2 separate regions of the Homo sapiens genome follow, and region 1 is linked to region 2. The links are chromatin loops, found by intact Hi-C in ENCODE. Cell type or tissue: ovary. All regions are shown on one strand. Each heading gives the region's core, and the rest is flanking DNA. Links, peaks and the distances in the headings are about the cores only.

Evidence for each region. Hi-C counts contacts between places; a loop is a spot of excess contacts. Peaks named below come from ENCODE experiments on the same cell type or tissue, not always from the same donor. Only the 100,000 strongest peaks of a DNase experiment are listed, where the experiment ranks them.
Region 1: it touches region 2 in a loop (19-fold over the local background); 1 of 110 quality-filtered maps calls a loop at or near these places.

What each region holds. Positions count from the first base shown.
Region 1 is chr11:69,482,818-69,493,318 of GRCh38, reverse strand. LINC01488 (long intergenic non-protein coding RNA 1488) reads right to left here. Exons shown (of 4, transcript NR_185875.1): 2 at 7,176-7,279; 3 at 1,878-2,824; 4 at 109-1,218. Among named protein-coding and RNA genes, the nearest start is that of LINC01488, 6.4 kb to the right of the region's middle. RefSeq lists enhancers at 3,017-3,685, 7,257-7,795, 7,796-8,333. In ovary, for the core only: no CTCF peak of the experiment used is centred there; DNase peaks (open chromatin) are centred at 3,749, 4,590 and 4,955.
Region 2 is chr11:69,601,826-69,612,326 of GRCh38, reverse strand. No RefSeq gene overlaps it. Among named protein-coding and RNA genes, the nearest start is that of CCND1, 34 kb to the left of the region's middle. RefSeq lists an enhancer at 10,444-10,501. In ovary, for the core only: no CTCF peak of the experiment used is centred there; no DNase peak of the experiment used is centred there.

The DNA.
Region 1 (10,501 bases), core at 2,077-7,076, 120 kb after region 2:
GCACCACACGCCAGCTTCGAATCCTCAACAGATTTCATCACCGACAGCAGTGTTCCTTAGGCTGATCTGATGCAGATCCTTTGAAAAGATTCCCGTGGGTTCCTGGTGTTGGTTAAAATGCCTTTTATTCCAGTGCTTTGGAAATAGTGCAGACACAAAACTAGGGTAGGCTCCTAGGCTGACAGCTCTAATACAGCCCCAGACCCAAACCAAGCTGACAAATCTCACACAGAGCTGCAAAAGCAAGGCGATGCCTGTGGACAGCATCAATGTGGTGAGTGACATCTTGCTGGGTCCAAGGTGCTGTCTGTGTGGCAGGTGAGGGACTGACGGACGGCTTGGGTGCCATTTCTTTGACGTGGGGCATTCAGTGCCACCCCAGCCACTTTCTCTTTTTTCAGCCTGGGAATCTTCCCTGAGATTGCGATGCCAGTGGGCCTTCCTGGGTGGATGCGTCTTTCATCTCCATGCTGCGTTCTCATCCCAGCTCACAACCCACAGCATTCCAGGAGGCTTCAGTGTGAGCTCAGAGGTCAGCAGGTCCTCTTTAACCCCCGTACAGTTTCCTATGGCTGCTGTGACAAATACCACAATTGCAGTGGCTTAAAACAGCACACGTGTTATCTCACGGTTCTGGAGGTCGGGAATCGGACACGGTGTCACCGTTCTGCAGTCGAGGTGGCAGCGGGGCTGGGTTCTGCTGGAGGCTCCGGGAAGAGGCCTTGCCCTTTCTGGCTTCCAGAGGCCGCCCATGCTCCTTGGCTCATAGGTCCTCCTCCATCTCAAGCCAACAGCACGTCCCTCCGACCTCTGCTTCTATCCTCACATCTGCTCGGCTCCCCCTGCCTCCTCCTCCACTTATAAGCACCCTTGTGATGATGCTGGGCCCGCCAGACAGTCCAGGGCCATCTCCTCCTCTCAGGGTCCTTAACCTTCATGCCTGCAAAGTCCCCTTTGTGGTGGAGGTCTCACTGTCAAGGGTGACGGGTTAGGATGGGGCATCTTTGCGGGAGGCACGATTCTGCCGACCGCAGCATCCCTCTTTCCCTCATTTCACATCCACTCAGTTCAGAACCCTGCTGGCTCTACCCCGCCATCACCACTGGGGCTGAAGCCACATCATGTCTCCCTGGAGGACTACCCCAACTCCTCGTTGGCCTCCTGGCTTCCATCGTGGTCTCTCTCCAGTCTCTTCTCATCCCAGCAGCCAGGCGGTTCCTGGGAAAATGTGAGACCAAGCCTCCCATTAGTTCCTGTCTTCAAGGAAAATCAAAATCCTTCCAGTGGCCGATGAGGTCCAAACCCATCTGCCCATCCTCCCAGTTCCCTCTGCTCCACCCCACGGGCCTCTGTGCCCTCCTGCCTCGGGGCCTTTGCACTGGCCGCTCCCGCCTCCTGGGCTGCCTTGCCCTGTACCTCCGTAATCCCTGTCCACTGTGCTCCAAATGTCCCCGCTCTACTCTGCATCACTTGCGACTTCTAGCAGACCCCAACGCCCTCTTGCTCCCGATCTCCTTGCCTGTCTCACCACGCTGAAGCAGCGCCATGGGGCAGGGGTTCTGCCTGCTGAGTTTGCTGATAGAGCAGGGCCTGGCTGGAGTGGGCGCTCCACACAGATTGGTGCGGCACATGCAGGAATGGGTGAGAGGAGGCTGGCAGAGGCTTCAATGGAGGAGGAAGATACAGAACACAGGGCTAGCATATCCACCGGGTCTTCATACCAAGGGCCCAGGGCTGGTTCAGGCAGAGCAGGAGACCACAGCCCAGCTCCTCGGGAGGTCAGAATCGTCTCTCTCCTCCCTCACCCCACAGCTTCCCATAGGCTAACTCCATTACCAAACAGCCTTTTGGAGCAAACTATTCATTGATTCACTTACTAAGCAAATGTTGACCAGGTCTGGTCAAGGATGTGTGGATGCTGGGATAAGCAAGGTCCTTCCAGAAGGTCCAAGTTCATGGTGGGGATGCAGGACGGGATGGTCGTGGCTGCACTGACCGAGCACCTGCTGTTCCAAGCACGTTCCAGGTGTCAGCTCTTTATCCTCCCCCTGGAGCCTGCAAAGCTCAACCTGGCCATCTACTCCTTCATGCTGTGTCCCTGCTCCCACACCTTCACCTCACCACTGAGCCCTGCCAGCTCGCCTCTCCCACTGGCCACCTCAACCCTCCCCATCACAGGGTGTGTTTTGCAGTCTCCTTGTTTGTTTCTTCCACCAAACTGGGGGCTCTTGGAGGTCAAGGCCTGGGGTCTTCGATGTCTTCATGTCTCCAGCAGCTGGCGCACAGCAGGCCCTCAGAAAAAGTGGATAAAAAAGAAACGATGGCTGGCTGGCTGCATAATGAGTTGATAAATGAATGAATTCCAGGGGGAGGTCTTGCTTGGGCAGAGTCGCAGGGGTAAGTGAGGAGGGGGCGGTGGAGGGGCAGGGGCAGGCCCTTGCTCTGAGCCTGAGGAGGGGTGCAGAGTCTGGAAAGGGAGGTGGGGCTAAGCAATGATACTGCTGCACTGCTGAGCGCCTGCTGTGCCGGGGTCTACCACTGGACTTTCCCAATGACACTGTCAACTGGGGACCAGCGACTCCCACCAGGCCGAAAGTATAACCCTAGGATGTGGTAGAACTGGGCTTTGACACGAAGGCCTCAAAGGCCTGCCTGAGACGTCTGGACTCTGTCTGCAGGCTGTGCTCTCAGAGGGCACATAGGGGCCCCCCTGCCTTGGGAAGCAGCTTTTGAGCCCGCCTCAGGGACCCCACCTCACCTGCGCTCGGGATCTCTCTGCTCTCACCTGCTTCCATTGTTTTAATGCTTCCAGATGAGTTTGTATCTGGAAGAAAACAAGGATTCATCGGTGAATTGTATTTCTAGCTGCTGCAGGCACTGGGGAGCCATAGGAGGTTTCAGAGTCAAGAAGAACTGGATGAAAGGCGGTCCCTGTCACTCTTGGAAGCCATTGACTTTTCAGGTTCTTTGTCTTCACAGCACTGACTGTTGGCTGTGTACGCCCCAGATCCCACGCCTCCGCAGTCCTGCCAGCCTTACCGCTCTACCCTACAGAGACTGCAGCTTCGGACAAAAGCCCATTCGGCGGAACAGGGCTGACTAGGGATGGGCCTCTTGCCCCAGATGTGCCTGGGATGATGGTGGGACAGCTTCACTCCAACCCTGGGGCCTGGACCAAATCTCCAAGGAGCATGTGTGAGGGGCTGGGGCACTTCTCCTTGGCTGGGGTGTTGAGGGACCAAGGGCTCCTCCAACAAAACTCCAGGCCCCTTTCTGACCTATGCTGTGGTGGAGCATCTCCTTGGGGAAGAATTGTCAGACACTCCAGGGTGCAGGAGCTGACTCAGGTGCATGAGGTCCTGGCTGGGACCTGGGATTGGCACCCCCACCCCTGGGGCTGGAACCACTCACCCAGCCTGACCCTGGAAGCTTACCCTCCTCACCCGCTGAGAGTGTCGGGATGGGGCTACAGAGGGCAAGGTGGAAGGCCAAATCCAGCCTGCCAGCCCCTGGGAGGCTCGGCCACGGGGGTTCTCTGTGAGGACAGCCACCCTCTTTCTTGACTGTGGTCACAGAAGCCTGATGCATTGGATTGTGCCTTTTTGATTTTGCAAATGAGACCTGCCCCTGTCCCTGCGGGGGAGCCTACGGCCTATGGACGCCTCTCGGCCCTTGGAGCACCCGCTACCGGTGCATGGGAGTCCGCAGCCCGCCTGCAGCAGGAGCACGTTCCCACTGCCCCAGGCTATTCTTAACAAGCCAAGCCTCCGGCTCCAGGGCTAAAAATACCACATGGGAGGCCTGTGGGAAAGCTGCTGCTGGCTATTTTAGTGATTTCGCGCTGGAGGTTTGGGGTCCCTGCATGCTGCCAGGGCAGGGAGGACACTGCGGCCTGCACTGCCCAGGCCCCCTCTCAGCCCATGTTGGGGCTCCTCTGTGTCAGGGGTCCTCAGAGCCCAACGGCAGCAGCCTCTGGTGTCCAGGGAGGCAGAAGGAAAGACCTGGGAGTCTTGAGCTCCCTCATTTCAGTTTCGGAGAAACCAGCTCCAAGTGGGGAGCAGGTGCCCGGGGTCACAGTGTGGTCTGCGGTGGAGAGACCAGAGGGCGTCTGGGGTCTCGGTGTGGTCTGCGGTGGGGAGACCCCTGGACTGCTCCCTGACATGTGATGCCTGGTCCAGCTCCCCCCAATCCGAGGGGCGTTTGGGGGCCACAGCCGTGGTGTGCAGGTTCTGAATGGGCTTCTTAGACCAAGGCATAGCTTCCCATTACCTTTCTGAAGCCTTATCTACACACTTTCTTTCCCATGAGCCTTTTCTTCCTTGATTTCCCATCATCTCTCCCACAGTTTGGCAGGTGTGGCAGAGGTGGCTTTGGCCCCACTGTGGGAATGCAAAACCAAGGCTCAGGAAGGAGAGACGCGTGTCAAGGCTACGGCTGTGCAGGGCTGGGCCAGGCTGGCCTCACCCTCCCAAGCCTGGGCGTCTTGGTGGTGCCCCCGGCACTCAAATCGGCCCTTTGCTGCCGGTTCCCCATGCCCAGGGCCCCGTGCCATGCTGGTGACTGATGGCCATTGTGTTCTCAGACTGGAAGGCCTGGCTCCTGGGCAGCCACTGTGTGTCTGCACCCATGAGCTGTGTGTCCCTGCGACGGGGCTCTGATGGGCAAGCATGGTGATCGCCCCCGACAGGCGGCACAACGTTCCATTGTGTGGGGCCCACCCCGGGCCGGTCCATTAACTGCCCCTGCCCAGCAGGGCCTTCTCCAGGGTTTGACAAAGGCGCCTTTTCTGTACCCTCCTGTTGCCGTGGGAGAGGCCTGGGTCTGGTGCCCACCTCGGGGGCTCAGAGGAGCAGCTGGGGTGGCGGGAGGGGGCCCAAGCCTGCTTCCCAATGCTGCCTGCTGCAGACCGAAAAGGCCAGACCTGGGCGTCAAAACGGCTCCGTTGCTCGTTGGCCAGAAACCCTGGGCAGTCGGTCAACCTGTCTGGGCCTTGCTGTGTCTCCCTCTTACCCTGGTCCAGGGGTCCAGGCCAGTTCTCGCATGAGATCCAGACTCAGGCATGTGGTGAGTGGCTGTGCTCAGGGAAGCCCCCCATGGCCTGAAGGACAGAGGCCTGGGATGCATCATGATGTTCTTTTGTGGCAGTGACAGAGGCAGGATGGAAGGCCCCACTGCCGGGCCCACTAGGGTGGGACCAGGCCAGGGGAGAGGAGGTTCGAGGCCTGTGCCGTGCATGCAGGATTATCAGGGTTGAGGGGTGGCATGAGACCCTCTTCCTGCCACTGGGCTGGGGCTGGAGTCCTGGCCCAGAAGGCCAAAGGGCCTTGGCCAAATTCCCTCCATCCATGTCTGTGCCTCAGTTTCCTCCTCTGCAGAATAGAGATCTCTAAGGCGGCTCCCATCTTGACCCGTGTAGGGACCTGGGAGGACAAGGGACAAAGAGGCACAGCCGGTTACCAGGCTATCACTGTGGGGAAGCAGATGGGGATGTCAGGGTAGGAGGCATCTGACAAGATTCCCTTTGGACAAGATTTCTGCCTGAGCCAGGACCTGCCTCCAGGACCTCAGACAGCACCACCTGGACTCAGGAGTGTCTCGGGGGCCTCCACAAGAGACACCCACCCACACCTGCCTGGGGAGCACCCTGCTGTGCCACACTGGTCCCCTTAAAACTAGAAATTCCACGACCCACAAGAAATCAGCCACAGGGAGGCCCAGCGCCATGACCGACGGGGAACAGGACCCCAAGGGGACCACCAGGGCCAGCACACGTGGACACCACACGGCCCCTTCCTGAGGACAGGGCGGAGGCCAAACCTAGCTCCCCGTCAGTCCTTACTCAGGCCCTGCCTTGTGAGGACCTCAGAACATCATCCCCCAACTCACAGATGAGAAAATGGGCCACAGAGAGGGTGAGCGTCATGGCAGACAGGATTTCCACCCTTGTTCCCGCGAGTGATTTTTCGAGGGCCCTGGTGGCCTGCAGCCCTCACGGGGCTCCCTCTCCTTCCCATGCCGTCCCACCCTGTCCAGCTGGCTCTCCTGGGCTTTCCAGGCCCCTCTCTCCTCCCATCCTCCGCTCTCCTCCTCCCTCCCGCTACTCTCTTCTGTGCCAGCTCCAAGCACCGCACCCAAGCCTTGGGGACACAGTGTGGCCTCCAGCATTCCTGCCCTGTTTTCATTTAGGGGACACCCCCAAAATACTCCGCCTGCGGGAGGCGGCAGCCGCCCCAGGCCACCTGGGAATGCGCTTGCAAGCCTTGGCTGGGCCGCGCTGGCAGGGGCAGGGAATGCAGAGGCGGCAGAGTAGGAGGGGCCAGGACCCCCCAGCACGGCTTTTCGGGTTAACGCGAAAGAGGAGGCCGTGCAGCTCTGGGCCCGGAGGGGACCTCAGGAATGTGGTGGTTCAGAGCTGACATCCACATTTCCCTGTCTGCCTGGATCCAGTTCGGGGACAGTGGGGCAGGGCCAGGAGCAGGGCCAGCAACACAGCCAGGCAGCCGTCCTGGGGCTGGCTGGGAGTTCAAAGCCCTGCCACAGAGCCCCAGCCCTGCCACCCATCGCGGGGGCTTATGGAGCTCCTCAGATGGGCTGGGCCTTCCTGGAAGATGACCCCTGGGACTGGGAGAGGCTCCTCCCCTGTCCCCATAGGCTGTCCCCTCTCTCCTCATCCTCAGTCTCTGAGCAGAAGGCACCTCCCTCAGGAAGACCCCCCAGGACAGCGAGGGGAGGGCGACTGCTCCTCCAGCTTCCCTGGCCCTGCGTGTCTTCTCTGGAGCAAGCTCAGTTCTGAGCGTTCCTGGGCCCACGGGCCCCTTGCGGCAGAGACACGGCTTTTGCGCCTTCACCTGGTTTTGGAATCACAAGCCAAGCTCAGGCAACACCTGGGGAGATGAACCTGGAGGCCCCAGTGGGCAGGTGGACCTCGTGGTGCTGACCAAACTCTAGCCAAGTTTCGAGGCCCGGTTCTCAGATGCTCCCCCAGATGGCCCACAGCTAGCTAATATCTAGGGCTGAGATGGTCCGAGTGGGGCAGGGCACAGACCCCTCCACGGGCAGGATTTCTTCCCAAAGCTGTGCCATCCCTCAAGTCCCTGGGGATGCTAGTGACAGTGCAGACCCCAGGCCCGGCAGTGGGGCTGCAGTGACCCACAGTTATCATGGAAACTCCATACCTGAGGTAAGAGCTTGGACCTTGTCCTGGGAGGTCCCGGGCTGCATCACTCTGGGCCTCAGTTTCCCCTTCTGTCATGCAGGAAGACATCGCTGTCCTGCCTGTCTGTGGTTAAGAAAGGGTCCCCATTTGAGATGCCTCCAGGATCTCAGACAGCACCACCCTGACACAAGAGTGCCTAGGGGGCCTCGGCGAGAGGTACTCACCGCACACCTGCCTGGCAGGCTCCCTGCTGCAGCTAAGGATGCAGCAGAGGCTAAACAAGGGGGTCCTGCTACCTCGCCCCTGCAGGCAGGACCACGGGAGCCCTGGCGGAGCACCTGAACTGGGCCTCCTGGCTTCAGGAAGCAGAGTGGCAGCAGAAGGCCTGGAGGAGAACCCCATTGGCCCTGTCGTCTGCCCACAGATGCTGTACTTGCCTCCTGACCTCAAATATTGGCTAGGGCAGGCAGAGGGGTCAGCATTGCTGGCCAGGCAGCAGGCGCCAGTCAGTCTGCTGCTGAGTGACACAGACAATGTCCTGGCTGGGGCCAGCCCCATCCCCCACCTGTGCTCCCCTTGCCAGACAAAAGGCACCTCTGCAGCAAGCCAGAGCCTATGGCCAATGCCTGCTCTTCTAGCTCACGCCCCCAAGAGAGGGTCCCACCTCATCCGCAGTGTTGCCTGCGCCTAGGCAGGCACCTGGGGCTAGGGGTGGAGCTTCCCCTGGTTCTTCTGGTGTCTGGGACAAATATTTGTTGAATGAATGTTAAGTCCAGTGAGGTCAGTGGCATCATCAACCCTGACTCCAAGAACTCCTGAGCCCCCAGCACATTTATTCTCCCCTCCAGCTGACCTCGACTGAGAGGGGATGAGAAGACCTTGGAACCTTAAGGGTCTGGGTCCAACTCCTGGCTCCATCATGTTCCTGGGGGAAAACCCTTTGCCTCTCCTACTCTCTGGATCCTCATCTGTGGCCTGGGCACTACATCACCCAATTGCTAGGAGGTCAAGTAAGATTTAGCCTGCAAAGCACCTGACCTGGAGGATCTGGCCATGAACTCCACCCCGCCCCCCACTTCCCATACGCAGTGACATGCTGAGCTCAGGACAAGGTGTGGGGTGAGTGGTGGTGGCGGGGGGTTGGGTGGTTCAGAGATTTTAGCACAGCCCACTTGTGTCAAACTACTGGTCAGCAGTAGCAGATAAGACCAGGACACAAACCATTGTAAATCACATGCACTAGAAGATTCTCTGCCTTCAGAGAAAACAAAGGAGCCAGTGAAGACTCTGGTGCTGTGGACGGCTTCAGGGAGGAGGTGACCTGCAGACGGTCCTGAGCCCAGGGTTTGACCCAGCAGGAGGAGGACAATGCAAAGCACAGACTGAAGACGAGGCCCCAGGAGTGCAGGGAACCTGCCCACGGCCACCCATCGCTGATTGCTGCCCAACAGCAGGGCTCAGCAGCTGCGTGGGCCAGCGCGACACAGGGCCGGCCCACTTGGCAGAGTCAGAGGGGTGTCCTCTTCTCCTTCCAGAAACTGCTGGGCCTTTTCTAGTGCCTGAAACATTCCCGTTTCACACTAGAGGTCCTTAAAAGCTGTGCCTTTGTGAGGTGTCCTTTGTGAAAACACCTCTGTAAGTGTCCTTGGGAGGCAGGGGAGTCACCTGAAGTTGTGACATCTCAGGGCTCCCTTGGGACATCATTCAACAAGGATGTGCAGAAGGCAACACCCTTCTGGAGGTGGACAAGAAGCAGGTGCATGGGGCTCTGGGCCCACAGCAGGGGTGCAGGCCCAGTGGCCATTAGAAGACCCTCCTGCCAGGTTCTGTGTGTACTCATGCCGGGACTGTCCCTCCCTTCTCCCACAGAGCCTCTGTGTCCTCTCACCGGGCAGCGCTGACTCTCCTTCTCCCATGACCTCCTGTCTGGAGGCCATGCCCTGGCCTGTCTGTTTCTTGGCTGAGTGTTCTGAGGTCGCTCTCTATCTCGAAGCTGCAGAACGCAGGTTCTAAGGAGTGAGGGGGCACCCCAAGAGCACCCTCCCTTCCCTGGAGCTGACACAGGGCTCACAGCAGGTACCTAGGGCCCTAGTTCCCCTTTACTTCGCAGCTGGGAACCTGAGGCCTGGAGAGCGGGAGCTGCCCGTGTGAGGTCGTGGAGTGAGTCGGGCATCACCCAGAGCCCCAGCCCGCCTGCCCCTGCGGGGCCCTTGGCTCGGCTGCCTTAGACAAAGGCTCTTCTTTGAAGCGCCTGAGACAGAGCCCCTGGTTTCCGGCCCCAGCCCACCGGGAGGCACCCGCCTCGGCAGCTGTCTTCATTTGCTGCCCGCCAGCCGGGCCGGCCCGGGCCTTGGTTTATTGTCAGCTTCCTTGCCAGAAATATGCTCCAACAAATGCTGTAAACAAAAGGGACAATTGCAGACCATCACGCCTGCATTTCTCTCTCATATGCATAAAATGGGGTGCGGCTGGGGCTGCCTGGCCAGCAGCCTCTGCTAAGCAAAAGCCCCCTCTGGACGTGGGCCTGACCACAGCAGCCTCTTCCCCTCCTCTGAGCCCACAGCCCTCTGAGCCCGGGTCACAGACAAGTCCCGACGCTGTTCTACCTTCAGCCTACCCATGGAGATGGTTTCTTCATTTATTTAGCAAACACTGACCTAGTGCTTGCTAGGGGTCAGCACTGTTCCAATATCCCATGAATGTCCCTCATTTTATCCTCATAAAAACCTATGAGGTAGGGCATATCATGATCCTACTTTATAGAGAAGGAACCTGAAGTCCAGAGAGGTTAAATAAGAGGCCCAAAGACACACAGCTGATAAGTGGAGGAAGTGGAATTCCACCCCAGGCTCCACCTGTAGGCTCCAGAGTGTAAGTCCTGACCAGAGAGAAGTTTGGGAAGAGGGGTCCATGGGGCAGAGGACTCGGAGTCCTGATGAAAGAAAGAAGGGGACTCCAGACCGTGGAAAAGCAGATGGCTGCCCTCCCTTGCACAGACCTGCTCTGGGTAGCATTGCTGGGACTCTGGGAAGTCATGAGTACCCACACTCTCTCCTTCCACGGACCTCAGAAGTATCTGTGATAGCTTAACTGTTATGGGCTGAATCACATCCCCCCACAATTCGTATGTTGAAGTCTTAACTCCCAGGACCCCGGAATGTAACATTATTTGGATACAGGATCTTTACAGATGTAATCAAATTAAAAGGAGGTCACCAGGGTGGGTCCTCATTCAATATGACTGGCATCCTCATAAGATTAGGATACGGACCCACATAGAGGAACAACCCTGTGAAAATGTGAGGAGAAGATGCTGTCTACGAGCCAAGGAAAGAGACTGCAGAA
Region 2 (10,501 bases), core at 2,397-7,396:
AAGCCTGCCTGGATCTATAGAGGTCATGACAACACATTCTCACTGCTCAGGCCCAGGCTTGCCTCGTGCCATGATGCCAAGGGCCCCAATCCCTTGAACAGGGCTCCCTGGACATCATTTTTTGGTTCTAAGCCACGTGGTTTCCCTGAGGTGCTGGGAGTCCTCTCCAAGGCTGGGGAACCCGGGAGGAAGGGGATGTGCTTGGGTTTTCTGCAGCTACCCTTTGGCTGGTGCACAAACACCACGGTGATCCCTGTGGAAAATGATTGCTCGTGGTCAGGGTGTGCAGAGCCCAGGTGATCCCAAGCTGCCAGCGGCCATTTCCTTCCTAACAGTGGGAGTGGGCTGAGGCCGGTGACCCTGCAGGCTGTGACCTTGAGGATGGCATTCGTGATAGGCGCTTTGGTCTTTTTCCCTGTCCCTCTTGCCGCGAGGGCTCCCCGGCCAGGTGGGTGCCCATGTATCCAGGGAAAGAGCTGGTCACACTGGCATCATCAGGAAGGTCTGATGGAGACAAGCAGAGTCACTTTGATCCCAGAGCCCGGAAGTCCAGCTGCCTCCTCACTTTCCATTCCCTCCTGGGACGGTGGGCAGAGATTTCACAACTTCCCTCCTGCCCAGATGTCCAAATATTTCTCTTATCAAAATGTATATTTTCAGCAAATTGTACAGTCAAAGAGGAAAATCCCACAGAAACAGAAGAAGAAAAAAGGCTGTGTTTTCACTTTAGAAAACAATCTCTTGAAAAAAGAAATCTTCCTGGCCATGGAGGCCAGAATATGGTTCTGCTGGGCTCATGTGTGATCTCAGACTCAGATGAATCCACTGATTTAACAGGCAATTTCCCTTAAATGACTCTGAACCTCACTTACCTCACCCAAATTATTCTTTGGATAATTTGGGGCCTGTTTGGGGTTGATGGACTCTGGATTCTCAGGACAAAGTTCTCAGCACAGTCTACTAGGGGAAGCAAGAACTTCGGAGGGAAGCAGACTCTAGTTTGAATTTTGGAACTTCTAACAGATACCTGTATATCTTCAGATCCCAGTATTTTTACTTGTAAGATGAGCAGCATGTCATCTGCCCATGTTAATTTCCTGTCCTTACTTAAACAAAGTACATAGTGTTTTGGAGGGCTGGCTGGGTATGGAATTGCAAATGAAACCAATGTCATACTTACAAGTGGGCCAGGACTTCTTCCCCTTCCCCTCACATTCAAGGAACTGAGGCAAGAATGAGAATCATTCCCAAACACTCTCACCTCTGCCTAAAGTTTGCTCCTGAATTTAAAATCCAGGCAATTGCCTTGGTTTCCTGCTTCTCAGTTAAGACATACTCAGCATTGCAGTTTGTCTATTACCCAGAAGATGTTTATTGATTTGAAATGGCAGGTGTTTGGAGGTTAACCAAATGACACAGGTTGACTTGGCTTTCCCCTCTTCCCTTCCTTGTTCCCCCTCTCCCTCAGTCCTGTTCACTCATTCTCACTTCCCAACCAAGTACTTGCAGTTAAGTCTTTGTTTCAGGATTTGCTAAGAACATTGGGCTAAGATAGTTGGAAAAAAGAAATAACCTCTGAAAGCAGAGCCCCAGGATGGGATTTTGGTATTGGATCACTCACTAGTCAAACATCAATGAGGGCCCCGTTCCTGGTAGTGGTGATGATTATGGCACACATTGCCAAGGCTCTCACCTGTGGTTGCCTGGGATGAGGTGCACATGGAAAATGAGGCATTGGGCTGTGCAGGGCTGTGGCACTTGAATAGCATGGAGTGTGCTTCCTTTAGTTAAATGGCCCTGGGAGCCTTGAAAAAAGAAAGTGATAGGTTTAGATTAGCCATCTGTCAGTTCATGTCAAGCTGTGGAATCCAGAGGGTCTCTGGCAGCATTTATAGATTTTCATTTTCTGTAAGGCAGACTGTACTGAAAATCAGGCTCAGGATCTGATTGTAAGAGTGGCAGAGCAGCAAAGAAGACTGAATGCACAGACCTGCTTTGTCCAAATTAGGGTCCTGGTAGGAAAAGAGTGGGACTTTGAGATCCAAGATGGTAACATTTAGGTGGATGAACCTGAAAATCCTGTACATCCAGATTCTTTTGAGTCCTCTACATCAGCAGATATCCTTATCCCTTCGATGAGAAATGCCCCCTTTGCCTAGAGCTTCCTCCAATTCACAAAGTCTCACTTGAAGCAGGTATGTAACATGACATTAGCCATTTTCAGTATGTGTTCCCACCTCAGTACATCCAAGCCGATAAGGCTAATAGCTAGGGTCAGCCCTGAGCATGGCCCATGTGAGGAAATGTATTTCCTGCTCTAAGAGGAAAGAGCTCACTAGTGAAGAAATCAGGAGCTAATGAATATGTACCAATGGGAACCAGGGACGTATACATAGTAGTAGGTTTCAGTTTACAAACCCAGACTCCATTAATTAATTAATTAATTAACTAATTAACTAAAAGGGAAGTTGAGTATCCTTGAGGGAGGATCCTGTGATACCACTGCCAGTTTATGCAGCAATTATTTCCCTGATGCTTTCCTGAGGTGACATGTGGCTATCTACCGGAGTAACTGTGCACTGAAGAGAGAGGATTACTTACACTTTCAGGGATTGTTGGATATAGGGCCTGATATCAGGCAATCTGAAACTCCTGATTATCCCCTGGTTATACTGGCAGCGGACGGTGGGGGGCCTTCCTAAGAAGACCAGGTGATAAATGGAGTTCCTGCCCAAGGTCATCACACAGTGGAGCCATTGGATCCAAGGACTCATCTCATAGTCATTTCCCCTCTCCCTTATTGTAGTAATTGGAGTAGCCAGACTTCAGAATTGGCAGGACTTTTGCTTTGATTCTCTGACTTGTGGGAAAAGAGCCATGAAGTGGGAAGAACCAAGTGGAAGCCCCTGAAACTGTCACCTCCTGGCTAAGATGGTAAAATCAGAAGCAATACTATAAACCAGGGGGAACTGCAGGGATTTAGGACCATCACAAAAAACCTAAAGTATGTAGTGATGCTGCGCTGTGGCATTGTCATCCAATTCACCTCTCTGGCCCCTGCCAAAACAGACAGATCATGGTGCATGATGGTATGGTAAATTTTACCATGTAAACTTAACCTCGTTGCTGCTGCTGTGCCAGATGTGGTGAATTTACTGGAGCAGATTGACACAATCTCTGATATTTGGCATGTGACTATTTACCCACTTATTTACCAGTTCAGATAGTCTTCATTCATTTGTGTGGGTTCTTATTTCCATTGGTATAATATCCGTTCAAACTAAAGAACACCCTGGCAGTACAGATCCGCTGGTGGGAAATGCTTTCAGGTTTTATGGGTCTAAAGAGACCTTTATTTCATCCTTTCCTCCACTCTTGTTTTTGAAGGGTATTGTCACTGGATATAGAATTCTGAGTTGAAAAATTTTTTCAACACATTAAGTCTCTCTTGGCACTTTCTTCTGATTTTATTGTTTCTGATGAGGCATCAGTACGATTTGTATCTTTGTTTCCCTCCTTGTAATGTACATTTTTTTCCCCTGAATGTTTTCAAGATTTTCTCTTTATCTTTGGTTTTCAGCAGTTTTACTATGGTGTGCCTAGGTGTGGTTTTTCTTGGCAATTGTTCTGTTTAGGGTTCACTGATTTACTTGGATCTGTAAGTTGATGATTCCCATCAACTTTTGGAAAAGTTTTGCCTTATTTCTTCAGACTTTTTTCTGCCTTGTTATCACCCTCTTTCCTTCTAGGACTATAATTACACATTGCTAGGCCATTTGATTTTATTCCATAGTTATCTCAGGATCTGTTACTTTCTTTACATTTTTTTTATCTCTGTTATTTAGATTGCATAGTTTCCACTGATTTGTCTTTAGATCATTTATTCTGTCATTTCTAATCTTCTTTTAAGTCAATCCAGCTACTTTTTCATTTGCTTTGTGTTTTTGAGTTGTAGAATTTCCATTTGGTTCCTTCTCTAAGTTTTAATTTCTCTGCTGAAATTCCCTATCCATTCAGTCATTAACACCATATTTTTCTTTAAACCCTTAACATATTTATTATAATAACAGTTTTAAAGTCTATGTCTGCTAAGTGCAACATCTGGGACATCTCAGTGTCATTTCCAATTGATGCCTTTTTTTCTGAGTATGGCTCACGTTTTCCTGTTGCTTGGATGTCTAGAATTTGTTTTTATTATATTCTGGACATTGCCGATAACAGACCCTAGAAATCTAGGATTCTGCTATTTGCTTCTGAGTACCGTTGATTTCTATTCTAGCAGGCAGTTTGATTCTGACAGATAACTTGAATTTGCATAGACTAGGATCTAGTGTTTCCCAAGCCCCACTAAGTTGATTTAACTCATCCTCCAAGTTTTGCCTTCCAGCTATATGTGGTACTCTTGTTGAGGCTTAGTTTTAGGTTTAGTTAGAGAGTATAGAGTAGACCTTATTCTAGATTATGGTCCTTACTCCTGAGGCATGATTTTTCTGATGTCTCTTATGTCTGGGATATAAATGAAACCACTCCCCTCTGGCTGAGCTGGAGTTCCAATATGTCTCAGCATCATTCTCCCTCTCAACTGCATAGCAACTGATCTCTGGTAATTCTTCAATCTTTCCCTGTATATACACAGCTCCACCTTTGTCCGAGGACTGTGGGTGACCCCCACACAAACTTTTGAGGTACCCATGCTTGGAAGAGCTTCCCCTGTTTCTGGTGCCCTGACCCATAGATCCAGCTATTTGGCAGCCTCTTCAGCTGGGTAAAATTGCTATGCTCTCGCTAAGCCCCCTGGACCACAGTTAGGACATTTTCCTTAGGGAGAGAGGCAGGGCAATCCATGGGCTCACATCAGGAGTTTCCCTTCTCTTAGAGATCACAGTCTTTGCTGCCTGTAGCCAATGCCTGAGCACAGTTGCTTCATATCCCTCCCCCGTTCCCCAGTTTTAGAGTTGTTTGTGGCAGGAAAGTTACTTTTGGCCAGAATTGGAAGTTGGAAGGTGTGCAGCTATTGCTATAGCAAATGTGTTCTCCATCCTGATCAGTAAAGAGGATAAAAAGCAATTTATCATTAGATAGGAAGGATATTCACAATCTCACTCCAGATCTATGTTATAATAACTCCTGTTCTCCAAAGAATATACTTCACAGGTACCATAATCATCTTGATATTCTACAGATCATGCTGGTCTGCCCAACCTTTCAAAGGCAGACACTAGACTGGGTGTGGTGGCTCATGCCTGTAATCCCAGCACTTTGGGAGGCCAAGGTAGGCAGATCACTTGAGCCCAGGAGTTTGAGACCAGCTTGAGTAACATAGTGAAATCCCATCTCTATGAAAAATGAAAAATTAGCCAGGTGTAGTGTCGTGTACCTGTGGTCTCAGCTACTGGGGAGGCTGAGGTGGGAGGATCACTTGAGCCCAGGAGGTTGAGGCTGCAGTGAGCCGTGATTGTGCCACTGCCTTCCAGTCTGGGCAACTGAGCAAGACCCTGTCTCGAACAAACAAACAAACAAACACACACACACACACACACACACACACACACACAAAAGCAGACAGTAATGACAAACCTTCAATAAGGCCTCATTCCTTGAGGGCTCTGACCAACCACTTAGTGGTAAGTTGATTATATTGGTCCCCTTCTAGTCTAAAGGAGATAACACTTGTCTTTTTAGGAATTGGCATTACTCTAGATATGTATTTGCCTTCTGCGTTCACAGTGCTCTGCCCACATCAATCAAAGGGCTGACAGAATCTGTCTCCAAGGAATTGGCAGATGCCTTGAAGCAAGGACACATTTTACAGTGAGGGAGACACTCTCTGGAGCACACACTGGTGAGATCTGTCAGGCTTACAACAGATATATTCCCATAAGCCAGAAGCATCAGTCCAAGGGAATGTGAGAGCATCTTGCTAAAGACTCTGCTAAGGTGTCAGCTCAGGGCAACACCCAGTGGCATTGGGACCCCGTCTTCCAGTGTGTGGTGAATGCACTGAGCTAATGGCCGGCACACGGGGCTGTGTCCCCAGGAATTCATGGGCAGTAGGAGTGACGCCTCTCGTGGTCACACTGCGACCCACTCGTGCACCGTACCGGAGTTTGTGGATGACTCTAGCAGAGGGTGGTTGCTGATGGATGAAGGCGGGATTAATGTTTTCCCCTCTCCAGAGGAAAGTCCAGGAAAACAGTCACACACTCCTTGGGGAATCTCTTGGTTTGAGCGACCAGTGAGGGTAGCAATAGCAAGTTCAAGTCTGTGCCTTTGTGTCGCCCCCTGTCCTTCCAGCCTTGCTCACCCCACCTCAGATCATACTTCTCCATGAAGGGCTCACACTCAAGCCTTTGTTTCAGCCTCTGCGTACTCTGCACCACTGGGCGCTGAGGCCATTTACCCGGTAATATTGATCGAGCTCTCACGATGTATGAGGTAGGATACTCGGGCTGGGGACACAACAGTGAATTAAACAGACACTTCTCCCCACCACCCCATGGACACCAAATTCTAGAGGGAGAAGCAGAGAATGCCATGTCACTGAATGAGTAATAACACAAAGGGAATAATGCCAGGTAAGAAATTGAGAGTGACCGTGGGTGGAAGGAGAGGGGAGCAGGGAAGCAGTTAGCACAGGGGGCTGGGGGGATTTGTATGGACCTCCAAGTGGGCCAAAGAGGACAGCCAAGTGGCCATATCAGGGCAGAGTGTCCTGGGCAGAGGGGACATAAGGGACCACATCAGGGAGGTGAGGGTCCCTTTCTTTCCAATCTGTTCAGCATTGAGAAATAACAAATCTTCAGCTTCCCATCAGACCCCTGAGAACTGGGCCTAGCCAGATTATACAAGAACTCCACATGCCAGTGAGCCTGTGACCTACAGACCATGCAGAGCCTTCCATCCATCTCTTACCCCGGGCACATGAGCCCAGCAAGAAAATTATATTTAAAAGATGAAGATCAAAAGGAAGGCAAAACTGTGTGCATCCGGAATCCCTTTATTAGAGACCAAATTTAGTTAAGATCCGTCTTTTCTACTTTATTATAGTACAGAAGGATAAATAAAAGATGGTGAACCCGAGCCCTCTCCTTGGCTGTTCATTAAGAAAGACCATTTTGATTTTGAGCAATCTCAGCCAGGTGTGGGAGGGACCACAGTCATCCTCAAATGATACCGTTGATGGTGGAGAAATTAACCAAAGTCCACAGGAGAGAGCACAGACACATTTTTCTTCTTGGAAATTTTTGTTTGTTTGTTTGTTTGTTTGTTTTTGAGACAGGGTCTTGCTTTGTCACCCACTGCACTCCAGCCTGGGTTTGTTTGTTTGTTTGTTTTTGAGACACAGTCTTGCTCTGTCACCCAGGTTGAAGTGCAATGGTGCTATCTTGGCTCACTGGAACCTCCACCTCCCGGGTTCAAGCGATTCTCCTGCCTCAGCTTCCTGAGTAGCTGGGATTACAGGCGCCTGCCACCACACCTGGCTAATTTTTGTATTTTTAGTAGAGACAGGGTTTCCCCATGTTGGTCAGGCTGGTCTCGAACTCCTGACCTCAAGTGACCCACCCACCTCGGCCTCCCGAAGTGCTGGGATTACAGGCATGAGCCACCGTGCCTGGCCACTTCTTGGAAATTGAGTTGCTAAGGAATCTCTTCAGATCTCATGTCTGTTGTCTTGGGGCATTTACGTATAAGTGGCCCGTAGCTGTCAAAGGGCTTTAAAGGGTTTGAAAGCAGGTGTAGTGGACAGAGGCACATCTCAGAAATCCCCATTGCTGGCAGGGACAAAGTTCAGATAATGCCCACAGCATGTTATTGCAGAAAAAGAAAGCCTCTGGCAGGATTCTGTAATAACACTCTGTATCTGTGGTCTGTTTTCATCCGAGGATCTCAAAACATTTTCAAGCATTAATTAAACTTCACAACGATCCAAGGCCGTGGGTATAATTAGACCCATTTCTTAGCTGGGTCATTTGAGGCCCATTAAGATGAACCGATTTGCTTAGAGCCTTGGAACCCGACTTTCCTGTTTTGAACCTCAGCTTGCCAAATGTCTCCAAATCAGAGAGGAACATGCACATTTAAGCAAATCTACTCAGAAACCAGTTACTTAACGAATTCTTGGACAAACCCTCAATGGGTCTCCGTGACCACTGTGTTATCATGTTCTTTCATCACAACCAATTAACCAAGGTATTTTTTACATGCCTTTATGAAAAGTCACTGTATGGAAATATTGAAAGGCAGGAGGTTGGTCTCAAGAAGCAGTGAAAAGTGCCCCTTTCTCATGGCCTGAAACTGACTCCCTCCTGGGCGTAAAGGAGACTCCGGTGTGCTGTTGGTTTCCCATCATTTTGCCAGAAGGCTATAAGATGTCTTTTCATCTTAAGTTACATAAGTATCCAACAAATAAGAAGTCTGTTATTACAACAGCAACCATACTGGAGGGAAAAAGGGTTGATTTATTCCGAATATCTGCACTTAACAGTTTTGATGTCTTTTAAGAGACTTCCGAGTTTTAGGAGGGAGAAAAAAAATGCACAAACATTCTTTTAAAAATGCAACCTGGCTGTGGCTAATGTTGTCTGGCCAGAAAGCTATTGTTCATAAGCCCAGGGCCGCGCAGTTATCATTCATCCTGGGATGCATCGACTTGCCTTCTTCCTGCCGACAAGCTGCTTATGCAAAGCAGCCCCCAGTATTCGTATGGAGGGTGGGGGTAGGGAGACTCTCATGCGTTTACTTTGAAAAGTCTCCTCCTGACAATCAAAAACATTCTCAGGAAACATGCCTTGCTGTGGATGATCCCCACACCCCCTGCCCTCCTGTCTTCAGAAAAACAAATGAGTGGTTTTTCTACAGAAAGGTGTAGAGGTAACTGAGGGAAGCCTGTGATGGGAGAGGAAATTCCCCGTTTTTCATGTCCCCCTTATAACCGAGGGCCTCCTTCTCCGAGGTGCTCTACTGAGCTTCATCCTTCCACATTCTTTCCCCTTGACTGACTCTCAAAGGATCCATTTCAACGCGGAAGAAAAAACTCCAGCATCTTGGATGATGGTCGCTGATTCTGACACTCAGATATGTTGTCGGTTAAACAGATAGCTTTGGCTCAGTGATATCGGACAATTGACCTCTTGGTGCACAGACTCCCAGCAGCCTCGCTCCCAAAGGGGGTCTTAGGGGAAGCCAGGTCCACAGATCAGGAGCCCCTAGGGGACCTGAGATGGGTCTAGGGTTTCAGTTTCATCTGTGATCTTTTCGGTGAGGTGTGTTCAGTCAGCGACTTCCTAGGAGGAAGCCTTCAGCTGCATGGAAAGAAATTTAAGTTCCTATTCTCTGTCCCCAGAGTCATTTAAATGGGGCCAGTGTCGGAGACCGGAGCGTGATCCTGCGCTGTGCCCGTGTGCGATACCATCTCAGTTGCCACTGAGCTCGGCCTGCTGGGGAGGAGGAAGGTGGCCTGCCCCAGGGAGTCAAGAAATTCAATCCAAGTCCATTTTTAACTCGATGAACATTGATTGACAATTTAGTAGGTCTTACGTGGAATGCAAGGAGGAATACATTAAAAGACAGAGTCTCTGCTGAAGGTAGGAATGTACATAACTAGCATAATGCAAGTGGGGATGTGGTATGTATATTAAGAGGGGCACGAGAATGTGCTGCAGAAATGATTCTATCTTGGAGAAGTGGGGAGGCACTGCAGGTGGATGACAGCTGGATCCTGAAGGGCAAATGCAGTGTCAGTGAATGTAGTAGTGTCTTGATCTGCTGGGGCTGCCATGATGAGCTATTGCAGATGGGGAGGCTTAAACAACAGAAATTGATCCTCTCACCATCCTGGGGCTGGAAGTCCCAGATTAAGGTGTCACAGGGCTGGTTGCTCCTGAGTCTTCTCTCTATGGTTTATAGTTGACTGCTTTCTCCCTGTGTCCTCCAGGGTGGTCTTTCTGTGCGTGTCTGTGTCCTCCTCTCCTCTTACAGGGACATCGATCAGATGGGATTAAGGCCCACCCATGTGATCTCACTGGACTTAAATTACCTCTTCGAAGTCCCTGTTCCCAAAAACAGTGTCACATCCTGAGATATGGGGGGTTAGGACATCAACACATAAATATTTGAGGGACATAATTCAACCCGTGCTAAGGGAGAAAGAGGCCTTTCCATGGAGGGGACAGAGTCAGCAAAGCCAGAAGGATATGAAAGGGCAGGGTCTCTGGCCAGGCTTCTCAGATGCAGAGCCTGAGACAAGGGTTTGGGTCCATGGGATTGATTGACAGAGGGCTTTCAAGAGAAAGAAAGTGAGAGAGGCTAGATGGGGCAGGGGAGGCTCAGCACAGTGGTGGTTTCAGCCCCACAGGGGGCTCTGGAGTGTGACCTGCATCACAGAGTCAGTCCCACAGTGAGGCATGGGGGCCCTTAGACCCCCAGGGTCAGTCAGTCAGTCACTGACTATGGCCCTACCAGGCAGGGTGGTTCTGGTGGGATGTTCCAGGCCAGGTGGCTT